Linked DNA regions of Homo sapiens: region 1 is linked to region 2. Evidence: chromatin loops called from intact Hi-C (ENCODE). Cell type or tissue: IMR-90. All regions are shown on one strand. Each heading gives the region's core, and the rest is flanking DNA. Links, peaks and the distances in the headings are about the cores only. Region 1 overlaps HSPH1 (heat shock protein family H (Hsp110) member 1). Region 2 has its middle 71 kb from the start of LINC01066.

The links. A loop is a pair of places that touch in the nucleus more often than their neighbours do. Peaks named below come from ENCODE experiments on the same cell type or tissue, not always from the same donor. Only the 100,000 strongest peaks of a DNase experiment are listed, where the experiment ranks them.
Region 1: a loop joins it to region 2, with 2.4 times the contacts of the local background. A loop is called at or near these places in 1 of 110 quality-filtered maps.

Annotation. Positions count from the first base shown.
Region 1 is chr13:31,145,543-31,149,542 of GRCh38, reverse strand. It overlaps HSPH1 (heat shock protein family H (Hsp110) member 1), which reads left to right. Exons shown (of 18, transcript NM_006644.4): 9 at 1,063-1,169; 10 at 1,451-1,584; 11 at 3,775-3,980. Among named protein-coding and RNA genes, the nearest start is that of HSPH1, 14 kb to the left of the region's middle. In IMR-90, for the core only: no CTCF peak of the experiment used is centred there; no DNase peak of the experiment used is centred there.
Region 2 is chr13:31,062,166-31,072,580 of GRCh38, reverse strand. No RefSeq gene overlaps it. Among named protein-coding and RNA genes, the nearest start is that of LINC01066, 71 kb to the right of the region's middle. In IMR-90, for the core only: no CTCF peak of the experiment used is centred there; a DNase peak (open chromatin) is centred at 4,590.

The DNA.
Region 1 (4,000 bases), core at 1-4,000, 80 kb before region 2:
ACCCTCTCTTATCCCCAAATTGATTTTTAATCTGCTTATCAGATAAAAAGGCAGCCCAGAAGCATGAAGTTAGTTTGGTGAAAAACACCAAATCTAGAAGTTATTCGGTTAAAAAAAGAAAATAATTAGTTTATATTTAGGATATTATAGTCAAGATCTAAATATAGTTTTAAATAAAGTTTCAAGTTAACATTTGAGTTTTAAGCTAGTAGCAGTTTTTAAAATATGAAACAGGATTCTGTAAACAAAGGTATTTAGAGTGACTGACTGCCTTTGTATACTTATAAAAGGAAGAATATGTAGATACTAAATATTAATAATAATCCATTGTATTATCCATCCTGTTCTATGGGGTTTTTGTTTTTGCTTTTTTCTTCATAATGGAATATGCCTCCTTAATTAACTGATTCCTTCAAATGATGGAAGTTTATATTTTCTTCAGAAGTAGAGCTAATTTTGGCCTCTCTTTTGAAGGATCCTATAGTAAATGATGAATTGACTTTTTTGGTCTATTTAGCTTAATCATCTATTTAGTTATTTTTATATGTCCTGTCTAAATAGGGAATTGTCCACCTATCTGTTGGGTGTTGCCTTTCCCAAATTTGAATTTACCATTGCTTGCTTCATTTACAAAATTACTTAAAAATATGAACATTATGGCCCTTTGGGGGGTTTCTCAGACATTTGGAAAGCAGTGTAGACAGAACTGTTCATGTATGTATGTATTATACATATTCAAAAGTGATACAATTTGAAATTGCTATCAGCAAGGCATTTCTAGAAAGACCAGGCTTTTTTCCTAATCCCCTGTGAAACCTGTTATTGATTAATTGTCGTTATCCTAAGATATATTATTTGTCTTTGTACCTAGTAATTGGCATAGTATTTAGATGGTAAAATAAATTCTTTGTTTAGATGAAATATACTGGAAACAATTCTGGAATGTGAGTTGTTTTTTTTTTTTTTTTTTGAAAACCCTGTCCATCCATTGGAATTGAGTTTTATATTAAAAGATGACTGGGAAGTGTTCATGTGCTCATGATTTTTTTTTTTTTTTTTAAGTGTGCAATACTTTCCCCGGCATTTAAAGTTAGAGAATTTTCCGTCACAGATGCAGTTCCTTTTCCAATATCTCTGATCTGGAACCATGATTCAGAAGATACTGAAGGGTATGTAGCAGAAAATAACATTCAGATACTATAATGTAAAGAAGAAAAATTAACAAATGACTTCTCTAGTAGAGTCATTAACAAATGACTTCTCTAGTAGTCATTAATTTACCTGGAATCTTTGAACAACCAAATCTACCAAAATATTTCTCTCATTTTGGTATTGTAAATGATGAGATAGAATTGATAAAGATTTTAGAAAGCCTCTTTTCTGTTTGTGTAGCACAGTAAGCATATTTTAAGTTCTTCATCTGCTGAATGCCTTTTTCTTTTCTCTCTAGTGTTCATGAAGTCTTTAGTCGAAACCATGCTGCTCCTTTCTCCAAAGTTCTCACCTTTCTGAGAAGGGGGCCTTTTGAGCTAGAAGCTTTCTATTCTGATCCCCAAGGAGTTCCATATCCAGAAGCAAAAATAGGTAAGGAGTTCATTGTGTATATTTTACTCTTTTAGTTAAAGACTTAGCTTCTCACTCATTGTACAAACTTTAAAAGTTGTCTTATTCTTAGTAATGTTGAGGGGAACATAATTCTGTGTGAAGACATTTTCTGTTTAGAATAATGGTGATGGAGAAATATCTTCATTTTATTGAGGAGTCAGCTGGTCTAGAGATAGAATGACTTGGTAGTTCTGTTACTTGGAGTTCTGCTGTTACTTAAAAGTATGTGTGTGTGTATATATATATGAACACTTTAATATTTTCACTGTTCTGATACAGTCTGTATATAAAGGATTATCCGTGCTTTTAATACTAACTTTTTCTCTAGATTAAGTGTAATTTGCAGTCTGTTACTTCTAATTTAAAACCTGAGTCAGCGACCATTGTGAATCTACTTCTCAAGTGTACCTTTGTGTTATCTTTTCTAAAGATAAGTTTTTTTTGGTACATATTTTGGGGGGACACTTGACACCATCCATCTACTTTTACCCATAGTAACTCTCTTTCCCAGACCATAGGTGAAATTTGCCAATATTGCTAGGTCTTTTCAGGACGTACCCTTGCCTCACACCTTTTCATAAATAAATTGTTTGAAGGAGTCCAACCTGATCAGTTGTGTTTTCTTTCTTACTACTTTAAAGGCTAAAATGTTCTGACCCAGAGTTGTGGTGTATTGTTAAAAACAGTTTTCATGAATTTATTTTTAGGAAAAGAAATCATTGCATGTAGACTTGTAAGATTTTGATAAATTGGAATCTGTGCATTAACTCGTTACTGTGTGGAAGATAAAATCCCAGCTCTTTGGCATGGCATCTAATTTTTCATGTTTGATTGAAACTGAAAACGTCGTACATGCTTGAGCCATCTTACATCCCACTTTCCAGAGTAAATGCTGTTTCTTTAGATAGATGGATCTTTTGGCAAATATTTCCTGAACTACTGATTTGACAATTAATCAAGGTGTATTCCTTCATCTTTCAGTGACATTGTAATTAAATCTATAGTTCTGTGTGTTTATATAGACAGCACTTTAAATACTAGGCAGTTAAATTCCATTTAGAGCTTTGCACATAATAGGTTCAAAATACTTATTTTTGACTCAGTGGTCTCTGGAGTAACAGTACTTACTTGTGGCTATAACTTACACCTAGCACTTGGTTCTGTAGTAAGTGCTCACTGTACTTAATCCTCAGAGGTATAGAAAGGTAACTTTTGTAACAGGTCACACAGCCAGGATTCAAGCCCAGACAGTCTGGATTAAAGTCTACACTTTTAACCATTAGTAATGTTCTGGAACCCCACTGTATTGTACATAATAATTTCAGGCTTTCATACAGATTTTGGCTCACCTCCCTTATTTAAAACAGCTAAATGTTTTGATTATTTAACCAAGAGAATGGTACTCTTTAAAAGGTTATAGGATTAAAATTCAGCATGTGCTTGCTATCATCTTCCTTATGCTTGCAAACAAATTTTCATGTCCAGTTTGTGCTCACCCATCTGGAGAAGTAGGGTAGGAGGAGACAAGGACTGCTTGTTATCAGTATCTTAGATTCAGTGTTTGCCTAGTGTTAAAATAGTTATAAGAGTGCCCTTACCTTTGAAAGTTTTTATGGCATGCTAAGATTAATTTCAAGTGTATATATTTTAAGAGGTCATAGTTATAGTATATATTAGAGGACTTCAATTTGGTAAAGACTAGGTAGAAGATTTTACAATAGCAGTTCTCAAGTGTTATTTTTTTAGCCTTTGTATTTTTCTTATCTGTCTCCTTTACACAGATAGATTTTTATTGATTTATTAAGAGACACGGTCTCACTTTGTCACCAGGCTGAAGTGCAGTGATGTGATCATAGCTCAATGCTACCTTGAACTCTTGGGCTCAAGGAGTCCTCCCGCCTCAGACTCCTGAGTAGCTGGGACTACAGGCGCATGCCACTGTGCTCGGCTAATTTATTATTCATTTTTTTAATTTGTATTTTTTTTGTAGAGACAGATCTCACTATCTTGCCCAGGCTGGTCTCAAACTCTTGGGCTCAAGTGACCCACCACGGCCTCCCAAAGTGCTGGGATTACAGACATGAACCACCCACCTGGCCTCCTCTACAGAGATTTAGACTTAATTCTAAATAAATTGTGATTTTGTGATTTTTGTTGTTGTTGTTCTAGGCCGCTTTGTAGTTCAGAATGTTTCTGCACAGAAAGATGGAGAAAAATCTAGAGTAAAAGTCAAAGTGCGAGTCAACACCCATGGCATTTTCACCATCTCTACGGCATCTATGGTGGAGAAAGTCCCAACTGAGGAGAATGAAATGTCTTCTGAAGCTGACATGGAGTGTCTGAATCAGAGACCACCAGAAAACCCAGACACTGATGTAAGTTTGTGGATAAACCT
Region 2 (10,415 bases), core at 2,830-6,829:
GGTAAACAATATAGTATATGAGAAGGTGATTAGATGAATGGATTTAAACAAGGATAGAACAAGTAAGGAGGATTGGGAATGCCAAGAACTAGGGGGTGGGCATTTCCAACAGATAATAAAGTGAGCAGAGTCCGCCTCATTGAGAAGTCACATTTGAGCAGACTTGAAAAAGGCAAGGGAGTAAGCTTTGTGGATATTTGCAGGGGGAATCTTCCACACAGAGGGGAGAAACTGTGGAAAGGCCCTAAATATATTTAAAGAGACTGGAGTGGCTGGGAGTGAGTGAGCGAGGAACAGAGGTCAGAGACGAGGCCAGAAAGGGAAGGAATGGGGTGAGTCACACAGGCCCTGGGAGACTCTGGCTTTTAGTTTGAGTGAGATGGGGCCCATTGGTGGATCTGGAGGGCTTGGGCCTATAGTTTTATAGGATCTCCATGGCTGCTGTGAGAGAATAGGCTGAAGGGGCAGGATGGAAGCAGGGAGACCAGCGAGGAGGTGCTTGCTGAAATCCAGAAAAGAGAAGATCATGATGGTACTAGATGGTAGCAGCGGTGCTGGAGAGAAGAGGGCAGGTTCTGGGTATATTATGACTGTGGAACCAACAGTAGAATGCAGGTTGTAGGAGAGAAAAGTCAAAGGTGGCCACTAGGTTTTTGGCCTGAGCAACCGCAAGGACGGATTTAGCCCCAACTGAGACAGGGAAGTTGGTGGAACAGGTTTGAGGGAGAAGATCTGGGTTTCGGGTTTGGAATTCATTTTGACTTCCATTATCTATCCAAGTGCAGGTAACCATGTGTGAGCCAAGATCACTGGAAACACCAGGCTGAGATTCAGGGAGAGACCTGGGCTAGAGATACAAATTTGGAGCTGACAGATACCAATGATACTGGGAGATATCAGTAAGAGAGTGATGCAGACATGGAAGCAGAGATGAACGAGGACTGAACTCTGGGGGCTCCAACATCAAGTCAGGGAGATGTGGAGGGATGAGGAAGGGAGACAGAGAAGCAGCAACCAGGGGAGAGAAGGAAAACCAAGACAGGTTGGGGTTTTGAACTCAAGTGAGAGAAGTATATGAAGAAAGCCTGGGTGATTAGGTGCTTCAAATGCTGACAACAGATGAGATGAAGATTGGTAGGTGGATTTAGCAACAGGAGGGGCACTGGTGACTCTTATGAGAGTGGTTTTGGTGGCATTGTGGGGACACAGAGTAGGTTGGAGGGGTTCCTAGAGAGAATGTGGGGAGAGGAATTGGGAAGGTTGAGTCTAGGCAACTTTTGCCAGGAGTTTCACTCCAAAGGCTTTCTGAGCTTCAGTATCTCATCTTAGCATGGTGCCTGGCACATGGTAAATACTCAACAAAAAGTCACTAGAATGATGTCGATCCGCATGAATCCTTTCTACAGTCTGATTGTCTAGTTCTCAAGAGAGACTTGTTCAATGAAATCATAATAGTTTAGAGCTGTAAGCAATTGTAGTGACCTCAGGTTTCTGTGATGTGAGAAGGAAGAAGAGATGGACAGAACACTTTCTTTAGAAGAAGGAGTCTGCATCTGAGTTAGAAGGGTCCTCAGAGCTCACACCCAATTGTCTGATTGAGCCAGAGGGGAAACTGAGGCCTAACATCACAGCTCTGTTAGTGGCTGAGCTGGGGCTAAAACTAAGACTTTCTTGTTCTGAAGTCATTGCTTTTGATGTGTCCAAACAAATACTGGATTTTGAGCTGCTTCAGCCTCCAAAGGCTGAATTTCCATTTCTTAGGACACAATCCATTATCTTTCTGGAAAACCGAATTTCTTAGTTCCAAGGAAGTCTAATGAGTGTTCCCAACAATCTCTTTGACCACTGAGTATCTCTTTCTAACACTTTGGTGACTTAAATGTCAGTGAATCAGAACTTTATAAAGGATGCTTTCCTTGAAAGATAATGTGATGTGCACTCCTAGGCCATAAACCAGAGAGCTGGAGGGGGCTCAGAGCAGACTTCTAGCAGGAAAGCGACAAGGTGATATTCCACGGAAGGCTGACACCTTGGGCATGAGTTGTTACATATCCTCCATGATGTTCAGATGTTCAGTGGCAAATGGGACTAGATTTTAAAAGATAAAAAGAAGGAGAAAACTAGGATTTCAGCCTTCTCAAAGGCTCAGAAATGCTCAGGCACCACTAGGCTGGAAGGCATCAAAAAAGAAATGGCTGGCGTCATTGTGTGGGTGGCTGACTGCTGAGTCGCTTAAAATGGTGTTAACTATTTTGTGCATTACAAATGCACCACTTGGTGAGTTCAAACCAGGCCCTTAAAGTCCAGGGGTGGGGCTGGTGAGTGGAGCTGGGAGGAGGAGGAGAGGAGGGAGAGAAGGTAACTAAAAGATAGTTACAGTTAGGAAAAAAGGGAAGAAAATCCCAGTGAATGAAATATCTGGAGAAGATCTCCAGCAAGAGTGACCCAAGTCATTACCATCCTCTCCATTATAAATTCACAACGCTGACCTTCTCTGCTTCTGCCTCCTCCCCAGTGGGTGGGCCTGGCCGGGCAGCAGGCAGGACCATCTGTGTTTGGGCTCTTCAGGGATTCCTGTCTTCTGTTGCTGCTGCTGCTGCTGTTTCTGCTTTTGCTCAGGTAGGCAGGGAGCCCAACCAAAGATCCTAAAGATGACCAAAGGCAGCAACTCAGGCAGCTTTCTCAGGTTACACCTTCTCAATGCCCTAGGGATGAATAATAACATTTCCTTTTCCTGGGATCAGAGATTTATTCTGCTCCAGGGCCAGAATCTCCCTTTGATACTAGGCTGTCCCAGTATAAGTCCCGGAACCTGAAGGGCTTTAACAGCCCAAGTCTAGGGGATGGCAGGTGGGATCCTGGCTTTGGGGGTCAGAAAAACTGGAGTCGAGTCCCAGTTCCTTCTCTTTCAGCTAAGTGACCTTGTGGGCAAATTTATCTGGGCTTAAGTTTCCTCATCTGTAAAATGGTGATGAGCACAATTCATACCCAATGGGATACCATGAAGACGAAATCATGTAATGCATGTGAGTGGTCCTTGACCTTGGCTACGAACTAAAGTCACTGGGAAGTGCCTAAAAAATACAGATACCTGGGCTGTACCCCCTTGAATAATGGTTTTTGCTCTTGGCTGTGTATTAGAATCGCTGCAGGGGCTTTTAAAAGTCTCAATGCCCAGGCCAATTAGATCAGAATCTCTGAGCATAAAACCCAGGGAACGAGCTGTTATAAAGTCCCCAGATGATTCCAGTGGGCACCCAAGACTTAGAGTCACTGACAAACATGAAAATTACTTAAAATTAGTAAGCCAAACACATGTAAAGAATCATCATCAGTATCAACTGAAAATTAAATGTGATGATAGTGACATTGGCTATCTGGATGGGGCTTTCCAACATACTCTCGAAAGCTTCACAATATGAATATAAAGTTTAATACAGTAAGTGTGAAAAATTAAGAAGGTCTTCAAGAGACAAGTTGTTAGGAAGCATCATGATAGATTATTGTGATTAAAGAATGCCTCATGCACACACAAGTCACCCACAGGTGTTCTCAAAGGTAGAATCTGCTTTAGCAGTTCTGGGGTGGGGCCTGAGGCCCTGCCTTTCTAACACATGCCCAAGTAATGCCCCTGCTGTGGGCCCCAGGGTTAAATGCACAGGCTCTGGAGACAGATGAGGTTCATGTGCCCAGCCTTCCATAGCTGAGTTGTGTGACTCAGGGTACCATTCTTCATGTTTTCTGTCGTCAATGAACCTCCCCTCCCTGTCCCTGTTTGTGGAGAGTGCACCCCTCCTGTACTCTAATCTTCTGGGTTAGTTGAATCGTCCCACCCCTGCTCTTCTAGGTTAGCTGAATCATCATTGTCCCTGAGCCAGACTGGTTCAACAGGACCCTTCCTGGGGTGGTTGAGGACCAAGAGCATCAGCCAGTCCCTGTGCAGTTTAGCAGGGCAAAGGCTCATGGCCCTCTGAGGGGAGCGGTGTGCAGAGGGAATCAGGTGAGGGAGGAACAGAGATGAAGCAGCATTGGAGTCCCTGTTCTGTGGAGCTGCTTTTCTGCCCTTCCTGTGTTATATAAGCTGTCCAAAAAATTCTCCTTTTTGTTCAAGTCAGTTTGAGCTGGGTTTTTCTCAATGCAGTGTAGGGGGTGGTGGGGGGAAAGGCCCCAAGAAATGCCTTAACTATTCTGTACTTTAGTTTTCTTACCTGTGAGATGGAGTGAATAGTAAGTGGGTTGTAAATCATAAGGTTGTTATGGAGATTAAATAACGTAATACATGTAAGGCACTTTGTACAGTGCCTGCCCTTAAGTAAGCATTCCAGTTAGGAAGATCCAGGGCTGGCCAGAGGTCTGCATCCATTTCAGGGATTCCTGGGATCCACGGAATGGTCCATCGTAAAGGCATTCGATTCCTGGTTCAAATTTGGATCAGTCTGACCTCTTAAAGTCTACCAGGTGCTGAGGGAGTGTGTCCTCAGTCTAGTCCAGACAAACTGACTCCCACATGAATAGCACAGCCTCACCCTGCCACCCTCCCCACTCCTTTGACCTGAGATCAGCTTGGTAAAGTCCATGCCCAGACTTAGTGATTCACTGGGGGCTGTAAGATTGAGGGTGAGTCAGAAGCTGGGTTCTCCCTGGGCCTTTCTGGGAATTCACTTGCTCTAAGTCTATCTTCCAGAAACTCGGCGTGTCTTCAGGTTCTGGGCTTTCACTTATGGCTCTCACATCCAGCATGCCTTTCTTAAAATTTTCTAAAAATTTCCAAATTCCATTTCATACAAATGCCCCATATCAACCGTCCATGTCAATATCACTGTATATTTCACATAATGTAGCACATTAGGGGTGCTCAAATGGTATAGCCTGACATGACTTGCAGTGGATTTTGCTTTGATTTCAAGTCAACATACAGTAATGGAGCTCTCAGTGTGTGTGAAGCCCGTGGTAGGAGTGCCCTCCCTCACTCTGCCTCCCTGGCGGCCACGTGGTGTGAAGCTTATGAAACTAAAGGCAAACTAAGCAGTGGAGGATGCTACATTTTTGAGCTGCACTGGGAGTTATTAGCAGAGTGTGGGATGCCTGTCGCAATGCTGAAACTACAAAGATGGGAGCCATCCGAGGACCCAACACCCCAAAAGAGCATATCACAAGCATGATAGGCGTAAAAGCAGTACCTATTACTAGAGCGCTGGGCCCATGGATGGAGCTGGAAATGACAGCTTTCATAGAATCCTAGTAGTTCAGCTAGAAATAAAAAAGTGAGAAAATGCTAATTAATAAAATCACCCCACAGGTCACAAGAGTTTGTAAAAACGTCTAAAGCATTCTTTCAAAATGCATTTCATGAGGAAGAAAGGAACCACTTGCTCAAAAGATAGGAACGTTTCAAAAAAGCACACGTCTGTGTGGGCAGACCCGTGTAGGTAGCCTGGTGGAGTGTGGAGTGGGTGATGGTCTCTTCCCGTTACACTCGCTTGAGGAGAACACTAGAACAGACAATGCCTGGGTATCCTTTCTGACAGTCCGTGTTCAAGTTTCTACTGGCTATTTTAGATTTTTCTGAGAAAATCTGAATGTTGCCTGCATAGCCGCAGGGCTTTTACAGAGAAAACAATTTGTCCTTCCCTAGAACTCATTTTTAAATTGGAGGCTATGCTGAATATCGTACCGGGAGGAATAAAACTGCCCCCGACCCCCGTCTTTGAAAATCAAGAGCTGGACTCTGGAACAAATGTGCGGGAATTAGGGAACCAGGGCTTTTGGGCAGGACCCTGAGAAAGGGCCAGGGGCAGTCTTAGCTGCATGGGACCAGATTCCGTGGGGTTTGAGGAGCTCCTCTCCTCTCAGACCACCTTTCCCAGCAGAAGTCCTTATTAGGAATATGGGTGTGGCTGGGAGCCAGTGGTTCACACCTGTAATCCCAGCACTTTGGGAGGCTGAGGCAGGAGGATTGCTTGAGTCCAGGAGTTTGAGACCAGCCTGGGCAACATAGCAAGAACCCATCTCTACAGGAGGGAATCTTATCAGGGTCATGGAAATGTTCTAAAATTGGATTATGGTAATACTTGCACAACTCATTACACTTATAAACTGTACATTTAAATGAGTGAATTTTATGATATAAATTGTACCTCAATAAAGTTGAAGAAAAAAGAACCCCATTCTACATTCCAGCTACCCTTGAGAAACATGTCATATTACTACGTATGCTTGTTTATTCAGATTATTGTTTTGTTTTTTTTCTTTCTTCTTTTTTCAGGTTATTGTTTTCTTTTTGTACCTAGCTTTCTTAATTCACATTTCTGTTCTATTGCAGGATTGGTACTTAATTTTCTTCTCTTTGTATTCACTTTGTTGGTTTTCATCTTTTAGACAAATGCTATTTTCTTGGCCCAATTTTTCTTTCCCTTTAATTTTCCTTTCCCTTTAATTTTCCTTTTCACTTATCAAATGTTTGGTGATGTTTCCGTTTTTCCTTTCATTGTATTGTATTTCCCACCACTCTTTTCTTACATATGGCTTCATAATTAAGAACCTTCTCTGCCTGGCCGAAGCCTGATGTGTTTAGACAGAGTTAAGAGGCGTGGGCATGAGACCGTGCTCCCCCACTGGCTGCTCTCATCACAGCCATCCTCGGGACACTGCTCCCCTCCTGTTCCTTCGGCTGCCATGTCCACTCTGCACGTGGTTTCTGGGCTCTCTTGACATAAAGGACACTGTCTTGCTTCTTTATGCATTTGAGAAATACAAATATAGCTTCTCAGAGCCAATAGAAGTCTCAGGGAGTCAATCTCACATTGGTAATCACATTACTGGTCCTAAGACACTCTGGCCATTTGAGTTGCCTCTTACTCCAACATGAGGAAGGAAACGCCATCTGCTACCTTCGGACTCAAAAGACACCTGGGATAAGGCCCTCCCAAGCCAATCACAGCACAAAACTCAAACTGATTAATTTCACTAGCTTCAGAAAAACAGATGTGTATCATTCTTTATACTATTCTGTGTATTTCACGGAATATTTATTTTTGTTTTCAGCTAGGTTTGAGAAGTTATCTCCAGACCAGCAGTGACTTATTAAAGAATACTTACTATTTCTTATTTATTTGACTGCTTGTGGGATATATCTGGAGAGAGACAGAGGACAGGCTGGAAAATTCTTTTTTTTTTTTTTTCCAGAGATAATATTTCACTCTGTCACTCAGATTGGAGTGCAGGAGTGTGATCATAGCTCCAGATAACCTCCAACTCCTGGGCTCAAGTGATTCTCCTGCCTTAGCCTCCCAAATAGCTGAGACTACAAATGTAGACCACCGCACCTGGCTAATTTAAAGACATTTTTTGTAGAGACGGGGTCTTGCCATGTTATCCTCAAGAGATCTTTCCTCTTTGCCTTCCCAAAGTGCTGGGATTACAGACATGAGCCACCTCATCCTACCACAAATTCTAGCTTACTTTTACTTTTTTTTTTTTTTTTACCTGAGTAACCCAGTCTCCATGCACTTTCCAATGGATATAGTTTATATTTGGAGAGGGCACCGCATTGTTAATGGTAATGTTTGGCATGTTCTTAATTTTGGGCATCTTCTTCCAAGTTCTAAGGGGAAAAACATAAAAATCTCAAAAGATGAGAATGACTCACCATCACACATCCTTCTCATTCTAACTAGGAGCCTTTTCTCAGGCTCTTTTAGGTCAGGAATCACCCCCTGCCCCCATAGCCTTCACTCATATAATTCTTCTCATTCTCGGAGGCCTCAATAATCATCCTCAGGGCCTCTCTGCATATGCCAGACCATTTGAGCTCTCTCTTTTCTGGATTCCAGAAAAGTCGAGCATGTAGCTGCCATTTTTGATGTGTGCTGCTCTTATTTTCTCATAAGATGTGTACAGCCTGAAGGCAAGTGTGCTTCCTTTAGAGTCCCACGAGCCCCAGCAGTGAGGAGGACTCAACAAACTGACTGGGTGAGGGCTCCAAGGACTAACCTGTGTGTTCCAGTAAGGGCTTGAGCGGCCTTTCAAAATATGATATTGCACTTTTGAAGTCAGTCCCACAAAGAAGTGGACTTTGCTTGTAGTCAACATGTATGAAGGCAAATGGTGGCATCTGTGAAGTCCCATGTCATAAAAGTTCTTGAATAATTGATTAACTCAAATGAGGGCTCTGAGACAGGCTGTCCTTTCCATGGCCAAGGCAGGAACAAAGCAGTTGGTGCAATGAGGAATGATGAACTGTGGAAGACGCCATGGATGTCCACCTCTTCCCAACAAAATCAAGGCACAGATCTCCTAATCTCAGGGGCCTATTGTGACCCAGTTCTGGCCAGTGAAATGAAGTGAAATCAGCGGAGGAGCTCTGGGAAAACTTTTTCTTGTCTAATAAAATGTGAAACTAGTGTGAGACATACATCCTCTCTTTCCTCTCTCTGTATGTGTATGTGTGTGTGTGTCTGTCTGTCTGGTTTTCCTCTCCCCTGGTTGGCACTCTTCATCCTGATTCCAAACACAATTGAGATGTCTGGAGCTACAGCAGCCATTTTGAGACCCTGAGGCCACAGTGTGAAAGACAAAAAGTCAAGAGGCTAAGGATGGTGAAATGAGAGGATGAAGACTCAAAACTCTTGACTACATCATTAATCAGCTAAACCCATGTGGGCAACCACCTATATCCGGACATGTTTGTTAAAAGAAAACCCTTTTATTCTCTATGAGTCATTTTTCCCTGTTACTTAATAATAGCAAACATTTATTAAGTTCTTATTATGTGTCAAGCACTGTTCCAAGAACTTTATACCTTTATAGTTATTGATCCATTTACTTGTTTATTTTTGAAACAGAGTCTTGCTCTGTGGCCCAAGCTGGAGTGCAGTGGCAGGATCTTGGCTCACCGCAACCTCCACCTCCCAGGTTTAAGTGATTCTCCTGCCTCAGCCTCCCTGGTAGCTGGGATTACAGGTGCCTGCCACCACAGTAAGCTAATTTTTGTATTTTTAGTAGAGACAGGGGTTTGCCATGTTGGCCAGACTGATCTCAAACTTTTGACCTGAAGTGTGTGCTCCAACCACATCAGCCTCCCAAAGTGCTGGGATTACAGGCATGAGCCACCACTCCTGGCCTCTTGATCCATTTCCTCTTAAACATAACTCTATGAGATAAGCACTATTCATTATTCCTTTTTTAGGGATGAGGAAACTGAGACACAGAAAGATAAGTATCTTGCCAAAGTTAGCAAGTAGCAGGATGAGGATTCAAACCCAGGCAGTCTGGATTGCAGCTTAAAACATTCATAACGGATGGATTAACTATACATAATAGTCTACAATGGACATTCCCATGGTTCAACAAATCATAGAATTGTGGGACTGTTTTAGAGTTGTGAGGGATCCTTTGAGATGAGTGAATATGTTACAGTAGATATAACCTGGAATGGTGATCTCTGCCTTATGGAAACCTGTAGGCAAGATGTTTTTATACAGTTTAGCAGCAATTATGGAAATGCATTGTCTTCTTCAAGGCAGTCCCCATATTGGCATTTCCCCTTAGTAATTGTTTTCCCATTTTATTAAGCATTTCATAATAAAGTTCTCTTCCTCTGCACTTTTTAATTGCTATCATGGCAGTACATTGTCTTGTTTAAATTACTCATTACTTTTGACTATATTTTTTTCTTTCTTTCTTTTTTTTTTTTTTTTTTTTTTGAGACAGAGTCTTGCTCTGTTGCCCCTGAGCTGGAGTGCAGTGGCGCTATCTTGGCTCACTGCAACCTCTGCCTCCAGAGTTCAAGCGATTCTCCTGCCTCAACCTTCTGAGTAGCTGGGATTACAGGCGCACACCACTGCACCTGGCTAATTTTTGTATTTTCAGTAGAGATGAGGTTTCACCATGTTGGCCAGGCTGGTCTCAAACTCCTGACCTCATGTGATCCACCCACCTCAGCCTCCCAAAGTGCTGGGATTACAGGTGTGAGCCGCCGCACCCAGCCACTTTTGACTACTTTTTAAGTGTTACGTTTGTACGTTTTGATCCACTACAAAGTTATTTCTTGGTAATCTTCTGTGCATAGTAGTCTTGTCAGACACTCTTGGTTTCTAACCAACAATTACTCAGCACTCACTCCTGATTTGGCGTAACCCTTGCTGGACTTTCTCACCTCATGGAGGAGTGAGGGAGAGTCTACGTGAGGACTCACTTTCTCTCCAGGTGAACTTCCTGTCAAGCTTCTTCATGTCTTGGAGATGCTTTTCCATCAGGCCTTTCTTTGCCTGATAAAGTTCTTTACTGCTGAGTTTCTTGAACATTCCACACAAGTCCCTGCATCCTCTCCTCACCTGTTCACACAGTCCAGAAAGTTAGAAGCTTGAGTAGGTCTCAATCTTCACACTTCAGAACTCTCAAGATGCTTTGCCTTG